Linked DNA regions of Mus musculus: regions 2, 3, 4, 5 and 6 are each linked to region 1. A link is a loop called in an ENCODE intact Hi-C map of the cell type or tissue named here. Cell type or tissue: heart. All regions are shown on one strand. Region 1 holds the start of Lats2 (large tumor suppressor 2). Region 2 holds the start of Zdhhc20 (zinc finger, DHHC domain containing 20). Region 3 holds the start of Sap18 (Sin3-associated polypeptide 18). Region 4 has its middle 2.6 kb from the start of n-TTagt2. Region 5 has its middle 13 kb from the start of Gm26440. Region 6 has its middle 18 kb from the start of n-TTagt2.

Region 1 (4,000 bases):
TCTCAGATGCGCGTATTTAAAAACATTTTAAAAATTAAAGGCATAAGTAGTGTAGCATCACCTTTGTGGCTCACAGCCACCCCCAACTCTGGTTCTGAGGGACCCGATGCCCCTTTCTGGGTTCCATTGGCACCTGGCTCACATGTGGTGCACCTACCTACATTCAAGCCAAAGACTCATACACATAAATAAATCTAAAAAAAAAAAAAAGAATGTTGACAGTTTACCTTCAGATTTTTAATAAAAGCAGCAAGCACTGTAGATTAACTTAAAACATTAGTGTTCCCTCCTCTGTCCAATTTCCATTCCTTCTAAATGGGCTATGGCTATCATGGTTGTAAATGGGCTATGGCTATCATGGTTGTAAATGGGCTATGGCTATCATGGTTGTGGTATGTAAGAGAGGTGAGTACAGAGTCCAAAGCCTGTGTTTATTTATGGAGATGGTGTCATGACATATGTACAGTTCTGCAGTTTGCTTTTGTTCACCCCACATTGGTTCTGAATTCTGTCTGTAATCATTTGTCCTTTGGCAGAAATAAAGCCGGCCTCTTTACTTAGCTTCTCTCTCTCTGCTCCTGCTGTCCAGCTGTCCTTGGCTTTTCACTATTATAAATAGTGCTGTTGCAAAGAGTTCTTGCTTATTTGTTTGTTTCGTTGTTTTTGGACAGGGTTTCTCTGTGTAGCCCTGGCTGTCCTAGAATTAACTCAGTAGACCAGGCTGGCCTCGAACTCTGAGGTCAGCCAGCCTCTGCCTCCTCAGTACTGGGATTAAAGACATGCGCCACCACTGTTTGACAAAAAGAAAGTTATTTTTGTTCTTTTAAAAAAAAGATTTATTTTTATTTATGTGTGTGTCTGTGCTAAGCATATGCACATGTGTGTGTGCATTTACCCACAGAACAAGGCATTGGATCCCTTGGCACTGGTGTCTCTGTCTCTCTGTCTCTCTCTCCCTTCCTCCATCCCTCCCTCCCTCTGCACCCCTACTTTCCCCCTCTACCGGGTTTCTCTGTGTAGCCATGGTTGTCCCGGAATTCTCTCTGTAACCAGATTGACCTTGAACTCAGAGATCACCTGCTTTCCTGAGAGCTGGGATTATAGGTGTGCATCACTAACCGGCTTCCCTAACATTTCTTAGAGCAAGAGATAGGAACTTTTAACACACAGTGAAGGTTGCCAGTGCGCTTGGGGAGATGGGGGAGGAAGTTCCCAGGTGAGTGCTAGACTCCTCTTTTACAGAATATTACTTGATGCATTGGTTTCTCATCACGGTGCAAGATGTCAGTGTAGCACACAGGGTCAGGCTGACTAAAGAAAATGAGGCTAATCTGCAAGAGGCTTAATTATTAAAGTTCAAAGGACAAAGAAATGAGAATCTCTGGAAGAAGCCTTAAGGGAATTAGAGAGGTGGGGGTGGGGGTGGGGGTGGGGGTGGTGGTGGTGAGGGGCAGTCCAGGACTAAAGTCTGTTGAGGCAGTTAAAACAGTCCTGACAAGGGTTCTTCTGACAAGACAGCCTGAATTTGGCACAGGAGAGGGGGCTCGACTTCCTTCCCGAGGACAAAAATAAAAACTGGTACAAATGATCTTCACTCTTGTGAATTTCTTCCGGAATTGAAACTTCAAATGTCACGTTTGCTAATTAAAGAGGAAGTCTGGTTGACTTTTAAGACTATTAGTCCCCACCATCACTTACCACAGATCGTAAGTTGGTGGGGAGTGTGACGTTAGACAGCCAATAGTAAACGAAAGACTTTGCTTCCACGCTGTTATTTCTCAGCGTCTGTCCCTGGACCAAATCCCCAAATGGAGGATAAAGGAGTGGCCGAAGTGTAAACGCCAGTCTCCTCGGCTGGTTCGTGCAATACTGATGTGTTTTATAAAACCATAAGGCACTTTCCTAAAACGTGCCCAGGGAGGGAGCTGGTTAGCCTGCGTCCGGTTAAGCCCAGGCTGTCAGGCGTCCCGGTTTATTATTTGATGCCCGGGTCTCAGCAGCCGGCTGCACTTTCCGTGGCTGGCACCGGGGCCTGTGAACTTACTTTTCTCACCCACTGGTACGAGGCGTTTAGGGAAACCGGCGCTCCCGGGCTGGGGGCTTCCGACGCGAGCCCAGCGCAGGGCAGGTGGCCGCCCAGCCAGGCGGCGCAGGAAGCGGCCCGTGGGGCGGAGCGGGCGGCGGGTAGCAAGGCCGCGGGCGCCCCGCCCGGGCTGGTATGCGGCCGGGAGTGACGCGGGAGGAGGGGTCACGTGACGCCCGTGGAATGCCAACAATGTAGCGAATGTCCCGCTCGGGTCTGCGCTTCGGAACCGCGGCGTGAGCGCCCCGGGAAGATGGAGCCGCCGCCGCCAGCGCCGCCGCCGCTTCCCCGGGCTCCCCCGACCCTCCGGGGTCAGCAACCACTGCCGCCACCGGCGCCCGGTCTCCCGGCGCGCGAGGTCCCGGAGCCGCGGGCCAGGACGCCGCCGAGGGTGTAGAGCGCTCCCGGAGGTGAGGGGCCGCGGCCGGGAAGTTTGTCGGGACAGGGCTCCGCCCGGTCCCACGGGCGAGCTGCCCTGCGGGACAGGGACAACCCGTCCGCTGGGTCCCGGGCGGGTGCGGAGCAGCGGGTGGCGGCGGCGGGGCGGCTTTGTTGTGCTCGCGCGGCGGCGTCCGGAGGCCCAGACCCCGCGTCCCGCGGCGCCGACCCCGCCCAGCCTGGGCCTCCGTGCGCCGCGCCGTCCACCACGCGCGCTCGCGGCCTTGCGCGCTGCACCTCTGGCCCTCGGCGGCGCGGTGCCCGCCCGGTGTCCGGTGTCCCGTCCCCGGCTGCGCCGTCCGGCGGTCGGTGCGGGGCGGTTGCGTAACGTCTCTTTTGAGCCGACTTCTCCCGGGCCGGCCTCCGCCGCGACTCCACGGCCTGAGTCCGTAGCGCTGGTCACGCACGAGCCTCGCCTGCGTGGCCCGGGTCTCGCCCGGGCGACTTCGGCCACCAGCGGCGTGCAGGAGGCGGCCGGGTGAAAACTTATGCCTGTGAGTGTGAGCGGGAGAGAACTGGACGTGCAGATTTTGTTGACAAAAAAGTTTGAGCGAGGACTTTTCACGCCTTTAAATTTCCCCTGCTTGCCCGTAATGTAGCCGCTTATTAGGGAATTTGTACCAAGTCTTGCTCCATATTTTTAGTTTAACCCCAGGTTAGGTCAGTAAATGATGCTCACCAGTTTTGAGTGCTAAATCTGGAGACAAGGCTACTTTTTGTGATTTTTCTTTTCTCCCCTTTTAGCAACTGTTGTAATAAGGCGCTAACAAAAAAAAAAAAATCTTCCAGCATAGGAATGCAGACGCTGCTTAGAAAGCCTGTTTTTAACTTAACTATAGTTAACAATACATTACAGTATTCAGCCTCTCGTAAAATTTTGGTTATCCAGGTATAGAAAACGCTGTTGAACGAATTCACCATGGTTCCTTTGAAATTGCTTAACTTTTACCACACTTCAAAATGTCAGCTTCATATGGTACCAACAGAGGCTGCTATACAGAATTACAGAATCCGAAGTTTTGAACTGAGAGTTTTTCAGCTTCGCCATCTAGTTGGAATAGTATAAATGTAAATTGGAGCTGTGGGTTATTTCTTTCCTTCGAGAAATCACGGCCTTGGTGGGAGGGACTTTCAGTGGTGGGAGGGACTTTCAATGATGGGCGGGGAACACGTTTACAATAAAATGCCTTGTTATTTTAAATGCTGTGTTGTAAATAGCCTGCCCTAGGCCCTTAAAACCCACTGGAGAGTAGAATGGAGGTTGGAGCTGGTAAATCCACACTAAACTCGAACGAAAGCTATTGGGGAACCATGTGGGGGAGGGTAACGCGGGGGTGGGGGTTTTGTGTTTGTATCGGGAAACCTAGACCAACACAACGTTTTGTATTTATTTCATGCTTGTAATAGCGCGAAACTTTTAAGTAATATTTCGTACTATTTAAAAATAGTATGCTTGAAGGACTACAGATGATAAATTTA
Region 2 (4,000 bases), 140 kb before region 1:
CAAACTCAGAAATCACTGAGTGCTGGGACTAAAGGTATGTGCTACCACTGCCCAGCTGAGACAGCATTCTTTTTTTTTTTTTTTAAAGATTTATTTTTATTTATATGAATACACTGTAGCTATCTTCAGACACACCAGAAGAGGGCATTGGATCCCATTACAGATGGTTGTGAGCCACCATGTGGTTGCTGGGAATTGAACTCAGGACCTTTGGAAGAGGAGTCAGTGCTCTTAACCACTGAGCCACCTCTCCAGCCCCTGAGACAGCATTCTTAATACTAGTTTTTCTGTCAGTCCTAATTCTGTCAAAACCACCCACCACCCACACACACCTCACTGGGAACTGAACCTATCACCACACATGAGTTTTATGTGGTCTTCCACTGGGCTCCATCCTTAGCCTCCAGATTCCATGTTGTATCTTAATTCTTTGAGACAGTTTTTCTGGGAAAATAGCTGAATTTTACCCACCTTAGTGCCCTAGAGTTGGGTCAATTTTGCCACTAATATGTAGTCAAAAATTTGAAGTCAGAATATGTTTGCTTTTTTTTTTTTTTTTTTTTCTCTAGACAGGGTTTCTCTGTGTAGCTCTGGGTGTCCTGGAACTCACTTTGTAGACCAGGCTGGCCTTGAACTTAGAAATCTACCTGCCTCTCTCTCCCAAGTGCTGGTATTAAAGGTGTGCACTTCTGGGTCCTAATGTCATCTTTAGGGCATGTTGCAATTTTCTTATTGTATACATGTTACTTTAATGTAACAGTAGTGTATGGTGACTAAATATTAATACTCATTTTACTAAGTCTTTATCATACTATAATAGCAGTTACCTTCTTCTTGGAGACTTTAGTAAATAGTCTGTTTTAGCTGACCTCAAACTCACAGAGTTCCACTGTCCTCTTCCTCCTGAGTGTGTGGAATTAAAGGCATGTGCCACTATGCCCAGGGCCAAAACCCAAACCAACCCAAACCAAACTTAAAAACTTTTCATTTGTCCTCAGACAACCCCTGGGCCACACATCCTCATGAGCAGTGGTCCATGCACATCCGCACATAGAATGTAAATAAATGAATGTACTGTGTTTTAAAAGAATGTATGAAATTATTCCTAATGATTGTACATTATGATGTTTCACAGCAAGGCTTCTAGATTCTAAGATTGCAGTCATTACTTAGCAATCTCCAGCTGTAAATATTTGAAAATCCCACTCCAGGAAAGGGCTGTTTCTATATTCTGCTTTCATGGTGTAACCTTAAATGTGGACTCCAAATCAAACTGACCTGTTGTATATGGCTTCCACCTTAAATCTCAGGCTCCTACCAATTCAAACAAAACATGGTGGAGAGAGCGATACGTGGACCAAATTATCCCAGGGGATTCTTCATTGGAGACACATTATAGTCACAGGAGTCTTATATTTAAGTATATATAATATTTTTCTTGCTTGCACGCTTGAGTGATGCACAGCCTTATGTAATAGGGAACCCGACTTGTATGGGTCCTGAAAGACCTAGGGGAAGAGTGTTATACAGAGTGCCACCCAAGGCACACAGGGCAGCTAAGAATTCATTCCTCTCCCCTTGCGCATCCCCATCCCTCTCGTCACCCAGTCCTAGATGGCCTCCTACACATCCTTAGCACTCTCCTCTCTTTTCCACCAAGGCACCCCCAAATCCCATGGGCGGGCCTGAGCAGAAGCCCCGCCCCAACTTCAGGCCCCGCCTCCTTCGGCCGGGTAGCCCCACCCCCTACGGGGATTGCCAGGCGCGGGACTAGGGGCGGAGCGGCAGGATGCGGGGCAGGGGCGGACCCGGTCCAGGCGCCGGGAGGGGCGGAGTTGCAGCGTCGCCCTTCACAGCTCGCAGCGGGATGAGAGGCGGGCCCGGAGGCGGGCCCGAGGGCGGGGTCAGGGGCGGACCCGGGCCAGGCGCAGGGAGGGGCGGAGTTGTGGCGTCGCCCTTCGCCACTGCTTGCGGCGGCGGAGCCTCGGGGGCGGGGAAGCTGGCGACAGGGCCGCTGGGGTCTTGTGGTCCTACAGAATCGTGGGCAGCGGGACCCGGCAGTCAGCAGAGGAACATGGCGCCCTGGACACTCTGGCGCTGCTGCCAACGCGTGGTGGGCTGGGTTCCGGTGCTCTTCATCACCTTTGTGGTCGTCTGGTCCTACTACGCGTACGTGGTGGAGCTGTGCGTGAGTGAGTACGGGAGGCGCGGGCGGCGGGCCGGGCCGCGGGTGGCAGGCCGAGGCCTCGGCGCCGCGTTCTGATTCCGCGGGGCGGCCTGCGCTTCCCCAGCCCGTGGGTTCCACGTCCGAGGGTTCCGGCCCGCGCTTCTCCGGCGGTGGGGGCCCCTGTCCGTGGGTTTCTGCCCACGGCTCGCTGCTCGAGGGGTCCCGAGTTCGGGCCTGCGCGCCGCCCACGCTCCAAGCTTCCGGGTGGCTGCAGTCGCCTTGGGGCTCCCACCCTTCTGTGACGGAATGCTCACAAAGGCCTTTCCTTTTGAACTAGAGAACCCCTTCTGAGACGGCTTGTGAGGTCAGTTTGGCTAAAACACACGCACACACGCACAAAGAAATCTTTTCCTCCCAGATTGTTGCTCCCCAAACTGCGCGAGAAGAAGCGCGTAAGCTGAAAGCAGCCTGGGGGCCTGGGAGGGAGGTGTGTCTCCCGGGTCTGCAGTGTGGGCTCAGCCCCTGGTCTGAGCTGTATTTGACCCTTTTTAATATTCATCTGGGGGTCTCAGTGCTGGATTTACACAAAATGTTGTTTTGAGGCACAAGGAATTGAACAAGAGAGGTGCAAGCTCAATGACTTTTTTTTTTTGCCTGTTTACTTTGTAGGTTTGTATTGCTTATACCTTTAGTTTTAGGGCTTTGGTTTAGTTTTACTTTTGCTATTTTTCTTATTTAATTTTTTTTACCGTATGGTTCTTACCTGATTTCCTGGGATAAAGGAATAGCGTTGCATTATACTTACATGACTTAGCCGATTGGTTCATTGTCATTAACACCCTAGGCCATTACTATGTCAGTGATACTAAATAATTGCCTGTAAGCTTTGAGTGTGCGTTCTATACCTACTGGCTCTTTACTGTGTTCGTCTCCCGTCAGCATTATTAAATAAAACCCTAAGAAAAAGCAGTCCCTTGGTTTCCCAGAAGTGATGTGGTTTTAATTTTCAGACAGAGCCCTCGGTTATCTGAAGGACAGATTTTCTTTGGGGAAAAACATACGGGGTAAATACAAGAATGAAAAAAAAAAAAAATCGGGCTGGTGAGATGGCTCAGCGGGTAAGGGAACTGATTGCTCTTTCGAAGGTCCTGAGTTCAAATCCCAGCAACCACATGGTGGCTCACAACCACCCATAAAGAGATCTGACACCCTCTTTTGGTTCGTCTGAAGTCAGCTACGGTGAACTTACGTATAATAATAAATAAATCACTCAAAAATGGTAGAGCCTAGACCTCAATTGTGGCTTTGGATTTGGCGAGCTCCAAACCAAGTACTTGTTTAAAAACTCAAGTTCTGTTCATAGAAGACCCTGAAGTAGCTGAGCTTCTGCAGGTTTTTATTTTTACAGATTTTTTTTTTTTTTGAGACAGGGTTTCTCTGTATAGCCCTGGTTGTCCTGGAACTCACTTTGTAGACCAGGCTGGCCTTGAACTCAGAAATCCGCCTGCCTCTGCCTCCCGAGTGCTGGGATTAAAGGCGTGCGCCACCACACCCGGCTCTGCAGGTTTTTAAATGGCAGCATCCTTAAGAAAATGACTTTGCTACTTAGAACATTTGATTTAGAAGAAACAGTGTACACCTGCCCTCTTGCTCTTGGGAGGCTGAGGTCCAGGCTAGCCTGGCCTTCAGTGTCTCAGAATAAAACAGCTGGGGCTTTCATCCCAGCACTAGGAATACAAAAGCAGGGGCAGACATATCTATTGAGTTTGAGGCCAGCCTCTTATGCATAGTGAATTCTAGGACAAACAGAGCCATGTAGAGAGACCCTGTCTC
Region 3 (4,000 bases), 51 kb before region 1:
TTACCTGGCCAGAATTCATACTCTATTCTGCAATTAACTCCGAAATTTTATATATCGTTCCTAGTGAACTTCAATGCTGGCATAAACTCTGATTTTCTTTTGAGGCAATTTTTAAAAATTAAACAAGCTTTTACAGTCTGAGTGCCCTAGCAGAAGAAGGGTAAGCTTTATAGCAGAAAGTCTCAAGAGCATATGCTGAAAGGTGTGTACAGTAAACACTACATTTTTAAAGTGAAAAACTTGATTATTCCAAGATTTTGATATCCATGTGGTTCTGGAACAATCTCTACAGATAACAGAGAGATAACCCTCTTTAGAAAGCTGGGCTCACGGAATAGAAAAGCAGCACTTAAGCAAAGTCCGGGCAAGCTGGAAAATTCATTTGTTGGGGGACACGGAATTTTAGTATGTGGAGAGTGGCTTAAATTCAGCCGCTACTCAGTAGTTTTCCCTTATAAATTCAATCACTAGCTCGTGTTTTGGATGGGGGTGGGGGGATGGGGGGTTGTTTGTCTGTTTTCCCGAGAAAGGGACTCTTTTGTGGTGTATCTTACCACCGCAACAAAAATGTATTAAAATTCGCCTTTGCTGCTTTTCCAAAGCTATTACAGTGTCAACCTGACACAATCCAAAGGACAAGCCTGTAACGGTCCTAGCTGCGTGGGTCCTGAGCAAGGCAGGTACTCGGAGATGAAACACTTGGGACAGCCGTCCTCACCGTGCAAACACCAAACGCTTTGACACCAAGGGCCGGGGCAGAAAGGGCTCGGTGTTGATGGTGCTTTTTAATATCTTGGTGCTGCGTGGCTCGAGGCTTCCCATTGCCTCCACTCTGCGAACACGGTTCACTCAACAGCCATCTCCCTCCCCGTCCTCTACCATCTTATCCTACCGCACCGTAAGCTACCTACGTATCCTTTTGTACCGGGCGGCCACACGGCGAGAGCGACGCCGGTCAGTTCACTCTGACCTAACGTTTCATCCCCACTCCCGAAAGGCGTCACACGGCGGGCGAGCCCGCCCTGGCTGTCCCCGAGGACGCAGCCCGCCAGGCCCGGGTCCCGCGCGGCTCACCAGGTGTAGATCTGCAGCTCGCTCGAAGGCACGTTCCCGCGGGAGAACTCGTCCATTCGGTGGTGGCGGCCGTTGTTGGTGGTGAAGACCCGCAGCAGGAGCGGGCAGGTCTGCGGAGAAGCAGGGAGTCAGCCTCGGGCGCGCCATTTGGCCTGCCCGCCCACCCGTCCGCAGGCCGCGCCCGCCCTCCCGCCAGCTCGCCGCTGCTGCCACCTCTGCCCCGCAGCCGCCCGCAACCCGCACCTTCTCGCGGTCGATCGGCTTCTCCGGCTCCTTCTTAATTTCCTCCTGGGTAACGCGCGACTCCACCGCCATCTTCCTCCTTCGGCCCGGGAGACGCTCGCCCTGACCTCCGACCCCTGCGGCGAGCATGAGCTAGTCGTCTCTCGCGAGGAAAGGCACGAGGTTTTATAGGAAACGAGTGGCAAGGCGGGGCATCGCATGGCGCAGGCGTATTTCCGTATGTGTGGGTGCACACGCACGCACGCGCGCGCGTACGTGTTGCCTTGGGGAGAGGGGTGGGGCACACGCATGCGCAGTGCTCTACAGGCGTCTTGATCGTTCTTAGTTGTTTTCTTACGTGCTCACTGCCCAGGTCAGCTTAACGTAATATTTTCATGCGTAGTGATGAAAATGTGTAGCGATCACGAAAAACTTAAGAAAATTCACATGACATGTAAAAATATGAACCAGGTAGTCATAGTGATGATAAACCGACTGAACTGGTTAATATGGACCCCCAGTGCAGAAAGGTACTGCAAGGCCAGCGAAATGATACCTTTTCTGTAGATGATGGGGTAAAGCTGTCTGTTTAGGGGCTATGAATGAAATAGGCTCTTTTTATGTCACGCAAAATTCAAGAGAGGCAAATCCAGCGGCATGGTGATGCATACCTTCACCTGGTCTTCAGAGTGTCAGGACAGTCAGGGCTATGTGGAGAGAGCCTGTTTCAAAACAAAAACTACAAAAGTATCAGTGAGAAAGACTGATTGAAAAAACCTTCATGCCGGCCAGTGGTGGCGCACTCCTTTAATCCCAGTACTTGGGAGGCAGAGGCAGGCTGACTTCTGCATTTGAGGCCAGCCTGGTCTACAGAGTGAGTTCCAGGACAGTCAGGGCTACACAGAGAAACCCTGTCTCAGAAAAAGAAAGAAAGAAAGAAAGAAAGAAAGAAAGAAAGAAAGAAAGAGAGAGAGAGAGAGAGAGAGAGAGAGAGAGAGAAAGAAGGAAAGATAGAAAGGAAGGAAGGAAGGAAGAAAGAAACCTTCACAATATGCTATAGATACTAAAACATAAACCCCATAGCTCCATTTTAAAGCAGTTGCTTTAAAAATGAAATCTAGACAGTAAGCATGTAAGGTTCGGAATGTCACTGCTAACCCAGAGAGTTCGTTAAAGATCTGGTGACTGCTTTTAATAGATTGCTTTACAAACAAATCGGATGTAGTATATCTGCAAAAATTAGACACTGCCAGTAGCAGCTGTTGGCCTTGGCACTTCTGAACTCCGGTGAGAAGGCAAGCTGGCACACACTTTGGATTCTTTAGGGTTCCTTGCTAGTCATCCTCTAGTCCTTACAACCCCTTCTTGCTGATAGACTCTAGAGAAAATCTTTGCTAGGAGTATATCCAGAGACATTATGAGAATGCTCTTCACTTGAGGTTCTTACAGAGGACCAGGCTACAATTCAAAACACCTGTAACTCCAGTTCCAGAGGCTCTGATGTCCTCTTCTGGCTTCCTTTGGGCACTGCATGCATGTGGTGCACAGACATGAAAACAGTCAAAACACCCATACACACAGCATAAAAATAAACAGATTTAAGAGGATGTAGAATGCTCATAACTTCAGACAGAAGCTGCTCCTGTAGCGAGGACAAGCCAGGCCTTACTAAATCCTCTATCTAGGACCTCCTTCCCTAAACTGCTGTGCTCCTAGTCGTTAACAGACCCAAGGCAGGGTGGGACAACACAACTTGCTAAATCTCTGCCTAAATTCCTGTCTTGTACCTTCACTATCTGCTAAATTCAGAGGTCCTCCGCCTTGTAGACACCTCTACTTCTACATCTTTATTATAAGCTGCTTTCCTTACTTCTGGGACGACTGCTGGATCCCCATCATACCGCTGCATCCTCTGCCAAGTGGCCAGATTACCAATCCATCACAGGACACCTCTCTGCCAAATCTGGAGTTTTCATTACTTAAAATATTAGCCATAAGGTGGATCTCTGTGGGTTTGAAGCCAGCCTGGTCTGCAGAGTGAGTTCCAGAATAGCCAGGACTATGAAGACCTGTCTCGAAGAAACACACACACACACACACACACACACACAGAGAGAGAGAGAGAGAGAGAGAGAGAGAGAGAGAGAGAGAGTCAGAGACACAGAGACAGAGAACAAAAGAAAGAAAACAGAAAAAAAAACCCACCAACAACAAAATCCACACCAATGAATTGATAAAAAGAAAAAAAAAGTAAAAAAAAGTTAGGATGTCATTCATTTTGTAGAGTTCTTGCTTAGCATACTCAAGGCCCTAGATTTGATCTCCAGCAATTCAAAAACTAAGCATAGTTGCATATGCCTTTATTCCTTTATCTCCACATTTGGGTGATAGGAAGATAAAGAGTTCAAGTCATCTTTGACTACAAAGTAAATTTGAGGCTAAAATAAATATAAGACACTGCTTCAGAACACAGGAGGGAAGAAGAACTACTCCAAGGGATGTAGTGGCTATTCCTGGTTGTCAACTTGACTATATTTGGAATGAACTACAATCCAGAATTGGACAACTCACCTGTGATCCTAATCTGGAGGCAGAGAGATACAAGTTTCTGACCTAGATTTTGTCATGGAAATCTTGAGATATAATGACTATGAATCCCAGAAGATTAAGAAAGGGAGATCTCTGAGTTCAAAGTCATCTGGGA
Region 4 (4,000 bases), 1.1 Mb before region 1:
CGAGTGATCCACAAAGTTTTACTTGTGATTTCTATAGACAGTAAAATAGAATCACTTTTAGAGAGTAGAAAAAGTGGAGGATCTTACAAATATATTATACAAGACAAGCTTATGCTTAGTGTGCAATCAGAAAGAAAGATATAAGACTAAATTATAATATAGCTCCTCATGAAGACAGAAGTGAAATACACTCTGAAAATAAATCCAGGAATATTACAAATAAGGTATAGGGGTTGAGTGGTAGTTCAGCAGTCAATAGCATGAACTGCTCTTGCCAAGGACTGGGTTCAGTTTCTAACACTAAGAGTAGGCTACTCACAATTGCCTGTGACCCTAGCTATGGAGATCTGATACACTCTTTAGGCTTACACATGACCCTACACTCACGAGCACACACACACACACACACACACACACACACACACACACCCCTATACTAGAAGACTGGAGTGCTCACCTTGGGCTTGTCATTTAGGGTACTTTATTATGACTGTAGAGTCAATCACAAAATTTGATTGAAAACTTTTAAAAGCTTTTGTAAAGTAAGATTAGAGGAAATTTCCTTGGTTTAATGAAGAATGCATAAAAGGTGACTCCTGAATGTGTGGATGAGTAGTTGAAAACATTCTTCCTGCATGGAAGCAGATCAGGACGTTCTGTTGCCCTCTGCTTTCATCATATGTCATAGGTAAGGGACAGTAATGGCTTAAAGGGAAATACAGATCTCATTATTTAGAGTCAAATTATTATGGAGACAAAATATCCCAAAATCTGTAGACAAAACATGAACATTAACAACTAAATTCAGAAAAAAAAAACAGATAAAAGATCAGCATAAAATTTATGTGTTTTTATATCAATAATCTAAAATTTACATATTACACACTGAGGTACAAGGCAAATTGTTAGAGTAATCTAGGATGGCATATGCATGGCCTCTGCACCAAGCAAGAAGCATGACTGAGAGCAGCTGCAATCTCTGCAGGTCTGACTCAGACACAGATCCACTCCACACTGACCCACAGACTCAAGTAACTCACCCACAACACAGCAGGCTTAGCCCAAGTGTTCAGTTGCATAGAAAAAATGTATGTAAAAGTGCTCAAGTCACGAACAGATAAGGAAGTTTTGAGGAAGACACACAAAGCTGAAAGACATAAACAGTTGCTATGGATAGAAGGAAATGCCAAGTTCCTGGCAAGGGCTTCGGTGAAAGGAAGACATCCTCTGTTGGTGGGAAATCTCACAGTCTTGACAGTATCTGTGAAGCCTGAACACACACATACACAAACTCACGTACATACATAAGCACATGTACACATACTCAACACATTCACATATATGACACATAGTGAAATATACAAGATGTATTGTATTCACAATAAAGGTTATGTTGCAGAGTATCGAGGATGACTGAATTTGACCTATTGACCTTGGCACTGGTACACAGACTTGCTGATGCTGATGGAGTGCTGCAGCTCCTCGGGATCAACGTTGCTAAGGAGATCAGGGTGAAGATGAGATTCATTCCTGGAGGAAACAGATTGCTTCGAGTTAAAGTGTGAGAAACAAAGGAATCAAGAGTACGTGGATCCTGTAGCATCCTTGTCAGCAGCCAAGTCTGCTTCCACCCAACAAATGCCTCCCTTGCAGAAGCCAAACATCCTAAGTACCTGGCAGGCTCCGAGCCAAGTTCAGCTAAGCCCTAGCAGGACCACGGGGCCTCCTTCTTAACTCAGGGATGCAGTGTTTTTCCGAGGCTAATTTTCACCAGGCTGTTAAGTCTCTATAGCTGGGGTACTCTTTCCACTTTCCTTGGCTCCTTGGCTAATCCTTGAAAGCAATTTTACAGAAGTGTGAAATGAGTTCCCCCTACTGTCTGTGTGAGGGTGGCTTCAGAACTCTGGGCTGAGTACACATGCTGCTCCAGAGACATGGTTGAGAAGTAATTGCTGACTTTATCCGTGTGATTGCACCCTCTTGTATCCACTGCCTGCCAGTCCACACATCCCAGAAATACTGAAACACTCCTTTATTTCCTTGATCGTGATATAACTCATTTTGTAACATTTTATATTTTGTTATTTTCTAGATGAACATGACCCCCCCACACACACCATACACGTGCCTATTCTCAGTATACCCATGGACTGCCCTTCCCCCAGCCCTGACCTCACTTCTCTGTTCATTGGACTTCCTGTGTGTTCACTGACCACCATATTCTTTCTAACATGGCCGATCCCCAAATTCTTGAAGAAGCTTCAAATCCCATGGTGCCATTCAGCCAGACCAATTTCTGTTTCTCTGTGTGGGTGTTCATGTGTGTTTACTTTCATGTGTACACACGTGAACATTTTTTGTATGCAAATGGAGATCAGGGGACAGCAGCAGGTATCACTTATCTGGTGTTTAAGGCTCACCACACAAGCTGGACTGGCAGGCTGGTCTGCAAACCCTAGGCATCAGCTATGTCCACTTATAACAATGGGGTCAACCCATTATGGACTGGAATCTTTACATTTGAACCAAAATAAGCCTTGCCTGTTATTGGTTTGTTCCCTTGGATATTTTGCTGTAGTGGTGGAAACAGGACTCACACAAGGTGTGAGTAACCTTGTGTATCAATCTTGCTGTGACAGTCACGCTGCCTGGAAATTTAAATGACAACAACAGAAAGCCCACTGCGGCAGGGGTTTGAGTGTTGTCAGATCCCAGTTACAACCATTCTGTATATTAGAACTGGCTGCAGTTTTACAGTACTAATGGCTGAAGCACAAATCTTGCTTTAGCACAGTGAATAGGTCCAGGAAGTAGGGGTCTCCCTGGTCCCACAGTATGGATGAAAGCACAGCTCACAAATGTCAGAGATGGGGGGTTGAAAATGGCCATGTGCCAATGCACTGAGACATGCAAGAACAGCAGCAGAAAAGTATGCTTCAAGGGTGCAGGGGCACATATCTGCATTCCCGCCTATCCAGAGGTTCAGGCAAGGAGACATAGCATGGCCCCAATGGTGTATCTGCATAAAGGCTGGCATTAATATGATGACTCCTGATGAGGGAGCAGGGACCACCAGGATGCCTCAGTGAGAGATGAACTGGCCTAAATAAAAGATGGAGCAGTCAAAAAAAAAAAAATGTGTTCCATGTAAGCTGAATGTGTGCTGCAGATCACACAGGCAGGTGACTAGAGAAAACATACTGGGGACCAAGGTTCAAAATCATGCTTAAACAGTAGAGCACTAACTGCATATGTGGGTGGGCTGTGTGCTGCTTAAAGGTGTACACAGATACAGACTCATGTGAAATACATTTAGAGAACTTATCTTGCTCTCAGTCTCTCTCTTTTCACCCCAACCTCCTTTTGTTAGAGTTCATCTTCCAATGTAAGATATTTATTTCTCAGCCGGGTGTGGTGGCACACACCTTTAATCCCAGCACTCGGGAGGCAGAGGCAGGCAGATTTCTGAGTTCGAGGCCAGCCTGGTCTACAAAGTGAGTTCTAGGACAGCCAGGGCTATACAGAGAAACCCTGTCTCGAAACAAACAAAAAAACAAAAACAAACAAACAAACAAAAAACCAAGATATTTATTTCTCTGTATAATCTTGCTGCTCAATATGAATCCGTTAAAAGAGATTCATTAGCAGAGCAGCATCAAAAATGATATCATGATGCAATAGGTAATTTAAATAAGTGTTTCTAGAAACAAATATGCTTCAATTATACAAATCAAAAATCAGAAGTTTAAATAATTAGTCCTGGCTCATCTGTGTTCATTTTCTTTCTTTTCTTTTCTTTTCTTTTCTTTTTTTTTTAATGTTTCTTACATAAAATGACATGGTCAAAAGGAATAATTTTTTCTTAACAAAAGGGTCACTGCCTGTGCTGTGGCCATCTGGGAAGGGGGAAATCGAGTGAGACATGTATCCATCAAATTGGCCCAGATGCAAGCCTATGGGACATTTTCTTACTTAATGGTTTAGATCTGGAAGAGAATAG
Region 5 (4,000 bases), 62 kb after region 1:
TCACAGTATAGCTTCTGCTGAGCTGAAACTCCCTGTCTAGGCCAGGCTGTCCTTGAACTCAGATACCCCTGCCTCTGCTTCCCAAGGGCTGAGACTAAAGGCTTTGCCACCACACTAGGCATTCAGCTGCTTTCTTAGACACACAAGGACTACCCACCTCGGGGTAACACCACATCCTGGAGTGCTGGGCTCTCCGATATAAATCATCAACCAAGAAAATGCCCTATAGACTAGTCTATAAGCCAATCTGATGGACGCGTTTTCTCAATTGAGGCTTCTCTTCCCAGAGGACTCAAGCTTATGTCAGGTTGATTAAAAAAACAACAACAACAACAACAAAAACTAACCAGGATGGCATGAGCGATTCCTGGCCACAGAGGTCAATGTATGCCTCAGTGCCTCTCTCTTCCCCAGAGCTGAGAAGACAGAGCTGAAAAGTCCCAACCTTCTAATCTGCCTTGGTCTTTGACATGCGACCAGCCCACATCCTCTGCCTAGGAGCTGTCACGAACGAATGAACTGTTAATAGACAGAGCGGGATGTCTTGCTTCAATTAGTGCAGGGGTTTGGGGAGTTGTACTGGCTAGAGCTGTGTCATTAGGAAGTCACTGTTAGATGTATTAGTTATATGTCTCACTACTGTGATCATGACGGAGAAGGCGAGGTGGCAGGGGTGTGAGGTACCCTCCACAGGAGGGAGGAAGAGACTAGACAGGAAGTGTCCCCCTATAAAACTTCAAGTGTCCACAACCTCCCCACACAATGCCACCAGCTGGGGAACGTGTGAACCTGTGTGGGACATTTTATAATGCAAGCTACAATTAAAATCGTGTGTTTCAGAATAATCACAACAGCGTGCCGTCCCTGGCTCTTTTTATATCACGTTCTGGAAGATTCCCTTGACTTTATCATTCAGGGGTTGTACTGGCTGGTTTTGTGTCAACTTGACACAGGCTGGGATTATCACAGAGAAAGGAGCTTCAGGTGTGAGGAAATGCCTCCACGAGATCCAGCTGTGGAGCATTTTCTCAATTAGTGATCAAGGGGGAAAGCCATTATAGGTGATTCGATCCCTGGGCTGGTAGTCCTGGGTTCTATAAGAAAGCAAGCAAGCTGAGCAAGCCAGGGGAAGCAAGTCAGTAAGTAACATCCCTCCATGGCCTCTGCCTCAGCTCCTGCTTCCTGACCTGCTTGAGTTCCAGTCCTGACTTCCTTTGGTGATGAATAGCAGTATGGAGGTGTAAGCTAAATAAACCCTTTCCTCCCCAACTTGCTTCTTGGTCGTGATGTTTGTGCAGGAATAGAACCCCTAAGGGTTGTATTAGACTTTTGTTTGAGGGATAGGCATTTTGTTGTTGTTGTTGTTGTTCCTTACAGGTCATTCTCGTTCGCTAATCCATTCACTTTTGTCTCATCCCTTTATTGCTTGTCTGTCTCTCCCTGGGATTATTATTTCCAAGGTGTTCTCTACTTCTTCCACAGTTGTGTCTCCTTCCTCTAAGTTCTTTCTAAAAGCTTTGCATTGCTTTATTTCGTTTTCCCACTTTCATCTGAGGTCTCCTCACACGACTCTATCTTACTTGCTTGAAATAATGGCATGACTAAGATATGATTCATGTATTACAAAATCCACTTGTTTAAAAGTGTCCAGTTCTGTAGGTCACATCTGTAATGCACTTCAGAGACTTAGGCAGGAAGGTCATGAATTGGAGGCTAACCTGAGCAATAGTGTGAAAAAAAAAATCTTGTCTCAATAAAACAAAACAGGGGGCCAGAGAGTTGGCTCAATTAAGAGCACTGACTGCTTTTCCAGACAACCTTGGTTCCCCCCACCCCTTCACAAAAAACGGCTCCAGCATGTATGGAGGTTTACAATAGTTTGTAATTCCAGTTCCAGAAGATCCACTGCCCTCTTCTGGCCTCAAAAGGTACTGCATGCAGGTGATGCACAGACATACCATGCACCATGGGCCAACACCCATGCACACAAAATAATTTTAAAAAATTAAAACACAGCCATGGAAAGAAAGAAAAAACTATACAATTTGGTAGGTTTTAGCATATGTCTGTAGCTGCATAATGACCATAATTTTACCTCTGTTCCTTCACTCCCCTCTATGGACCACCTCAGAGGAGGCTAAGAGTCTATTCTACCTTTGGTCTCTATGGATCTGCCTCTTCTAGACAATTTTATCAATAACCTTAAGTACTATGTGACCTATTGTGTCTGGCTTCTTTCACTTACAAACATGTTTTCCAGGTTTATCCACACTGTAGCCCCTGCCCTCACTTCATTGCTATGCCCCGCTTTATTTGTGCAGTCAGTCACCAGTTGGTGGACTCTTGGATGGTTTCCACTGCGGGTCTTCTGTAACTAGTGCTGCTTGTGAGCCGTCTTTATTTAGCTGTGTTTTCATTTCTCTGGAGGGTACCCTGAGTGTGACATTGCTAGATCAAATGGTAAGCATGTGTTTAAGTTTTTGAGGAATTGGCAAACTGTTTTCCCAAAGCAAGGAACCAGCCTCCATCCCAGGAATGCAGGACAGCACGGTGTTCTCTCAACCTGCACTGACACTCTTCTTATCTGCCTTCTTTCCTTAAGCCGTAAGTGGCTTGGGAGTGTTTCTTCATTGTGGTTCTGATGTGCATTTCCTTAAGGACTAATGATATTAAGCTACTTTTCACGGGCTTATTGGTTTTATATCTTTAATGAGAAAATGTCTCCAAATCCTTCACCTTTAAATCTAACTTTATTTTGCTCATGGCTTATGAGAGGGGTTTATATGTTCTCTGTACAAGTGCCTTATCACGAATATGGTTTTCAAGTATTATTTCCCATTCCCGGGACATTTTGGTTTTCCAGTTCTTTGATATTGTTTATGTGTTGGCTGTTCTGCACATATATGTGCACATATATGTGCACATGTATGTGCAGTGCCCACAGCGGCTGGACAAGGGCACTGAATCCTCTGCGACTGGGATTGTGGATGGTTGGCAACTACCTTGTGTGTGTTGGGAACTGAACCTCAGTCTTTTGGAAAGGCAGCCAGTGCTCTCAACCACTGAGGTGTGAGGTTTTGTCTTTTACTGTCTGTTATAATGCTAAGTGTGGGCCCCCAAGACCTGAGTCTCCATGTAGCCCCTATGACCCTGCCCCCAAGGTAATTCTGATTGGTGAATAATGATGCCAACTGAGTCAATAGCTGCGCAGAAGAGATATAGGTGGGGTTTAGGTTTTGTGGGCTTGGGGGCAGAGGAGGACCTCGAGGGAAAAGGATGTGCAGGAGAGGAAAAGGAGAAGCTGCCTTGTGTTAAGCGTCAAGAAGCGTGGCCCCAAGGGCTGGCCAATCGGAGCTAAGAGCCGCCCAGGTGAAACAGCAATAACTTGGGGTTCTCCATAGGAAATAGATTCTAACAGCGTGGAGGGCAGGCAGCTGCCCAGCTCTTGTGTTAAGGCTTATTGTAAAGAGAAAGGCTGAGAGTGTGTTTTTTTTTAATCTGGGAATTCAATAATCAAAAATGGGGTAGAAACCCCTGGCCGAGACTTAAACACTGAGGCGTCCTTCCTGCCCTAATGTTCAGTGTCTTTTTGCTTCCTTTTCTTTTCTCTTTTCTATTTTTCCCTTTCTTTCCTTTTCTTTTTACTGTCTTGTCCTATCCTGTCCTGTCCTTCCTTCCCTCCCTCCTTCCGTCTTTGGAGATAAAAATTAACCTGTGTAGCCCTTGGTGTCCTGGCCTCAAACTCAGAAGTCCACCTGCCTCTGCCTCTGCCCCCCAAGTGCTGGGACAAAAGGAATGCGCTACCACCAGCCGGCTTAATTTTTAATTTTTGAGGGTTTTTGTTTTTGTTTTTTTTATTTTGGTTTTGGGGGTTTGGAGCCAGAGTTTCTCTATGTAGCCCTGGCTGTCCTAGAACTCACTCACAACAGGCTGGTGTTGAACTCAAGAGATTCGTTTGCATCTGCCTCCCAAATGCTGGGATTAAAGGTGAGTGTCCCCA
Region 6 (4,000 bases), 1.1 Mb before region 1:
AAGCCCCATCTTAAGTCAAGAATACAGAGATCCAACAGTGCATCCTCAAGACATGGCTCCTTACAGAGTCTACAGTGAATATGCTAATGGTCTTTGGAGAACATCAGACCACACATTCTATCTCTGCAAGCAAAGTCTTGAGTTCCCAGCAAGCAGCTTCCTTTTATTTGCATGGTACTGCTTTTGTTGACTAAGTCAAAGACTACAGGAAAGTCTTGGAAGTCCCAAAAACAGTTTTATGACTTTTGAGTGTTCTAAAGAGTGGCCTTCCATACCACAAGGCTTAGCATCTGACTTAATCCCATCACATTGATAAAGTCTAAGTCTAAAATGGGAAAGGAAGCACCTCTTTACTGCTGATCACTGAACTGTGAATCCCAGTGAGCCACCAGGACTGTCACTGGAAACAGTTAAACATTTTACTTGCTGTTCCAAACCAGTAGATCTTTACCTACCTGTAAACATGAAGTTGTAGGTAGACCTGACTCTTAGTCGGGCTCAAAGGAAGAGAATATTCTGAAATGTCAAGAACTTTGCATGTCACATTCAGTTAGAAATAACATAGGAACAGCTACCCAAAAGCCATGTGGTCCTTTCCAGTTTGAAGCCCTTAAAGCTAGCCAACTAAGGGAAAGGCTATGGTGGCTATTTCTGATGTTTACAGCATCAGTAGAGTTTGGAGCAGCACAGTGGGCCTGGAATCACTCTGGTAACAGTGCTTGTAGTATAGAGCCTGCCAGATGAGAAAATAGCCCAATGATTGGCCTGAGACCAGGAGTTTTGAGACTAAAGAATATGGTATGTTCTAAACCCTGGTGTCCAGCACAATGTGGGGAGACCCTAGTCCACTTCCAATGATACCTGGAAATTCTTTGCTAGTGTGTTTCTTTGCCCACCTTGTCTACTGTGAAGTTTTGTTGGGTTTGTCCCCTTTTAGACTGACTGTACAATCTTCCTGACAAGGTGTGATATGGCTGGCACTTGTTTGGAAGAGCTATAAAGAGGTCATAGGATAGAGACTGAAGCCAGGAGTGGACAGATTACAGCTGGGAAGCTGTCTTTGTGGCTAGGGCATCGCTACATTTGTTTAACTCAACCCCATTGAGCAATCACTCATCACTTTTTATTCCTAGGTTTGAATCTATTATTACTTAGAATTTACTAAGTCTCTGGTGGTCAAACTTCTAGCCCTAGCTTCTTGATTTTCTTCTAAAAATAAAGCAAAACAAATGAACAAAAGCAACAAACATAATTTCTTTTATGTACAGCAATATAGTATAAACATTGAATAATTCTATAATTGAATCGTTTGACATGATATAAAATGTCATGAAATAAAAGAAAAAAATGACAGTTCAAGTTATGAAAACTCCACAAAGTTCAGATTTGGCAGTGGGTCAATGCAAGAAATGTATCTATTGACTACTGGTGCAATAGAAACGCCTATGCACTGGGTAGCCCTGGTTTTTACATATTCACTATGCCTTTCCTATAGTTAATGCTGAAGTTCAATTTGTAGATGTTGTTTCAGTCCAGTTTAGATTCAGTTATTGGGTTTTAGAGAACCCAGGGATCCTGAACAGGAGAACAGGGTGGCTGAGCATGGAGATGTAGTGGTAGTTCTGTAGCTAACTGTGTAGGGTGACAGAGGAGTTTGAGAACAGGGCTTGGCTGGGCAGGTGGAGATGAGGGCTTAGTCTGCATGGCAGAAGTGAAGTGGAGAAGGAAGAGATGAACTCATCCACCACAAGAAAGGATTTCCAGAAATAACAATGTTGAAGAAAGGTGAACACGTGAAAAATAAAACAAACAGCAACATTCAGGATTCCACATCCACCACTGAATATCTTTTAAGAACATTTATGACAGGACTTTCAGTAAACCAAACACCATGTCACATTTCTTTTGGTTTTATGCATTATTTCAGTTTAATTGTCACTTAGGCTGGTGGTTCATTTTTCTTTTAATCCTCCACTCCTTCTCTTTTAATCATTGAAGTAACAGGGCTAGTTATATATTAATTGTATTATTTCTTCAAAAATATATTCATGCCTTGAGTCAGTATAATTGAAATAATCACTGTCATGGATCACAGTAAACCATGAGTCTGACCAGAACTCACTTTTGTGATGCCCTGAAGAGCAATGTTGGGACCACCCAATCCTTTCTTCGTTTTTCACTAACCCACAAGAACACTGAACATGGGGTAGCTTTGCTACATGACAGCTACATACTAAGTCTGTAAATTAAGATAATTTCCAAAGTTCTGAAACCAAGGGACCAGAGAGATGTTCAAAGGTTAAAGACACCTGCCATCAACTTTAATGACCTATATTTGATTCCTAGGAGTCACAGGGTGGCAGTAGAGAATTAACTTCTACAAGTTGACCTCTGATCTCCACATGTACATCATGGCACATAGGAACCTACCATGTACAAAATAAATAAATAAATGCAATACAACTGAAATTAGAATAGTAACAATACAGTCAAACAGATGTAATTGCTACCAGAATGTGTGATGGGTAAAACAATTTAAAGCTGATTAGGGTCATGGCTTTATATATTAAAAATTGTGTACTTGTGTGTATGCATACACACGTGTACAATTTGTTGCTAAATCATTTGAATCTCGTATCTGGGAATGAAAACCTCATATGAGCATCTACTTGTGAGTACCAGGGTTGGGAAAATGTTGGGTTGTAACTTGTTCCCTGAGTGAATGTGGTTCTCATTATCACAGAAGAATGAGAAAATGAAAAACACTAAGGGCTAGAGATTCTACAGTGAACGTTCTAAATATCTGATGAAATGTGTCTTATGAAGTGAGCCCCAGATCCTTTTCAAGGCACTTAATATTCTCTCAAGGGTGAAGTGTGTTTGCTTTTAGCAAAGTAGATTAGCTTACATCTTGTGATGGGAAAAGTCGATGTAATATGTCGTGTCCTTCCCGTCTCGTTTCAGTACAGTTGGTTCGGGTTGTATCTTTTGGCCATAGCTGCAGATCTCAGTTTTCTCCTCTGTCTGAGTGTTAAATCACTTTCTGTCTGCTGTCAGGCAGTCTCTTTTGGTTCCCAGGCCCCCTCCTCTTCTTATGAGCTACTTGCTTATTTCCCGAGTCATGTCGAATCCATCTTTACTTCTCCAACTTCATCATACGTGTGCACTTTGCTTCAGAATCTAGCATTGGTTCATGGACTGGACAGCTGAATGTATCCAGTTTAAGCAGAAGATAAATTATTAGACTGTAAAAAGTTGGGATCAAATTCTCTACAAAAGCATGTGTTCAATAGTCTGGCCTTGGTCTGCAGAGTCAATAAAAGTGGGACAGATCTTTGTTCAGCAGACAACACTGAACAGTCTATTCCTATATCACTCAGTGACTATATTCCTAGTCACTGAGTGATCTGGAAGACAGGTCGACATGACCCAGCCCATTGTTTGTATCTTCTCTTATGCCTCTACTATGCCTTTATAAAATGTTGGAAAATGTGGTGTTCCCAAGTTGGCAGGCTGCCTCTCATCTGTCTTATACTGAGACCCAGCTCACCCAGGGCCCCAGGCCCACTCTCACTCAGCAGATGTTGTGGTGGTTAAAGGATTGCTTGGCTGGATTTCTGGGGTGCTAACATTGTTTATTGGGAATTATGTCATGTGGATTAGAGTGCTCATTCTTGTCTCAAAGAAACTTTATGCTCATTTGAAAATTGATCTGGGACTATAGGGAATGACTTTGGCAGTGACATTTAATTCCAGTTTCCAAGTCAAGGAGGACAACTTCAAATTCTAGAAGACAGGCTTCCGCGTGACTCAGTCCCCAAGTGTGGGATTGTCAACCCAAAGCTATGTTTTTTCAGCTCATCACTGCTCTGTGTCAGAACAAATTTCAGTAAGAAAACTATTATCTCCTGGTGAACAGTAGAGTAATTTCTCAAAACAACCTTGGATTCTAGTCCTATTCTCCAACCAGCTCACATAGCTTCCATATGAGGGTAACAAT

Evidence for each region. Hi-C counts contacts between places; a loop is a spot of excess contacts. Peaks named below come from ENCODE experiments on the same cell type or tissue, not always from the same donor. Only the 100,000 strongest peaks of a DNase experiment are listed, where the experiment ranks them.
Region 2: it touches region 1 in a loop (2.1-fold over the local background); 3 of 42 quality-filtered maps call a loop at or near these places.
Region 3: a loop joins it to region 1, with 5 times the contacts of the local background. A loop is called at or near these places in 18 of 42 quality-filtered maps.
Region 4: it touches region 1 in a loop (3-fold over the local background); 2 of 42 quality-filtered maps call a loop at or near these places.
Region 5: it touches region 1 in a loop (2.9-fold over the local background); 13 of 42 quality-filtered maps call a loop at or near these places.
Region 6: it touches region 1 in a loop (8-fold over the local background); 2 of 42 quality-filtered maps call a loop at or near these places.

Annotation. Positions count from the first base shown.
Region 1 is chr14:57,744,383-57,748,382 of GRCm38, reverse strand. It overlaps Lats2 (large tumor suppressor 2), which reads left to right and starts at 2,260. Exons shown (of 8, transcript NM_015771.2): 1 at 2,260-2,493. It overlaps Gm52140, which reads right to left. Exons shown (of 3, transcript XM_030248241.1): 2 at 2,045-3,088. The coding sequence ends at 2,071. In heart, a CTCF peak has its summit at 2,137; DNase peaks (open chromatin) are centred at 1,482, 2,232, 2,822 and 3,700; H3K4me3 peaks cover 3,066 bases; H3K27ac peaks cover 2,501 bases.
Region 2 is chr14:57,888,255-57,892,254 of GRCm38, reverse strand. Zdhhc20 (zinc finger, DHHC domain containing 20) reads left to right here and starts at 1,919. Exons shown (of 13, transcript NM_029492.5): 1 at 1,919-2,192. The coding sequence starts at 2,075. In heart, no CTCF peak of the experiment used is centred here; a DNase peak (open chromatin) is centred at 1,934; H3K4me3 peaks cover 1,827 bases; H3K27ac peaks cover 1,276 bases.
Region 3 is chr14:57,795,672-57,799,671 of GRCm38, reverse strand. It overlaps Sap18 (Sin3-associated polypeptide 18), which reads right to left and starts at 1,483. Exons shown (of 4, transcript NM_009119.3): 1 at 1,318-1,483; 2 at 1,075-1,184. The coding sequence starts at 1,446. It overlaps Mir3077 (microRNA 3077), which reads right to left and starts at 1,248; the gene lies at 1,185-1,248. In heart, CTCF peaks have their summits at 2,071 and 2,835 (motif pointing left); a DNase peak (open chromatin) is centred at 1,511; H3K4me3 peaks cover 2,150 bases; H3K27ac peaks cover 2,051 bases.
Region 4 is chr14:58,813,662-58,817,661 of GRCm38, reverse strand. No RefSeq gene overlaps it. Among named protein-coding and RNA genes, the nearest start is that of n-TTagt2, 2.6 kb to the left of the region's middle. In heart, a CTCF peak has its summit at 1,862 (motif pointing left); no DNase peak of the experiment used is centred here.
Region 5 is chr14:57,682,694-57,686,693 of GRCm38, reverse strand. No RefSeq gene overlaps it. Among named protein-coding and RNA genes, the nearest start is that of Gm26440, 13 kb to the left of the region's middle. In heart, a CTCF peak has its summit at 1,939 (motif pointing left); a DNase peak (open chromatin) is centred at 1,903.
Region 6 is chr14:58,798,464-58,802,463 of GRCm38, reverse strand. No RefSeq gene overlaps it. Among named protein-coding and RNA genes, the nearest start is that of n-TTagt2, 18 kb to the left of the region's middle. In heart, a CTCF peak has its summit at 2,347; DNase peaks (open chromatin) are centred at 693 and 983.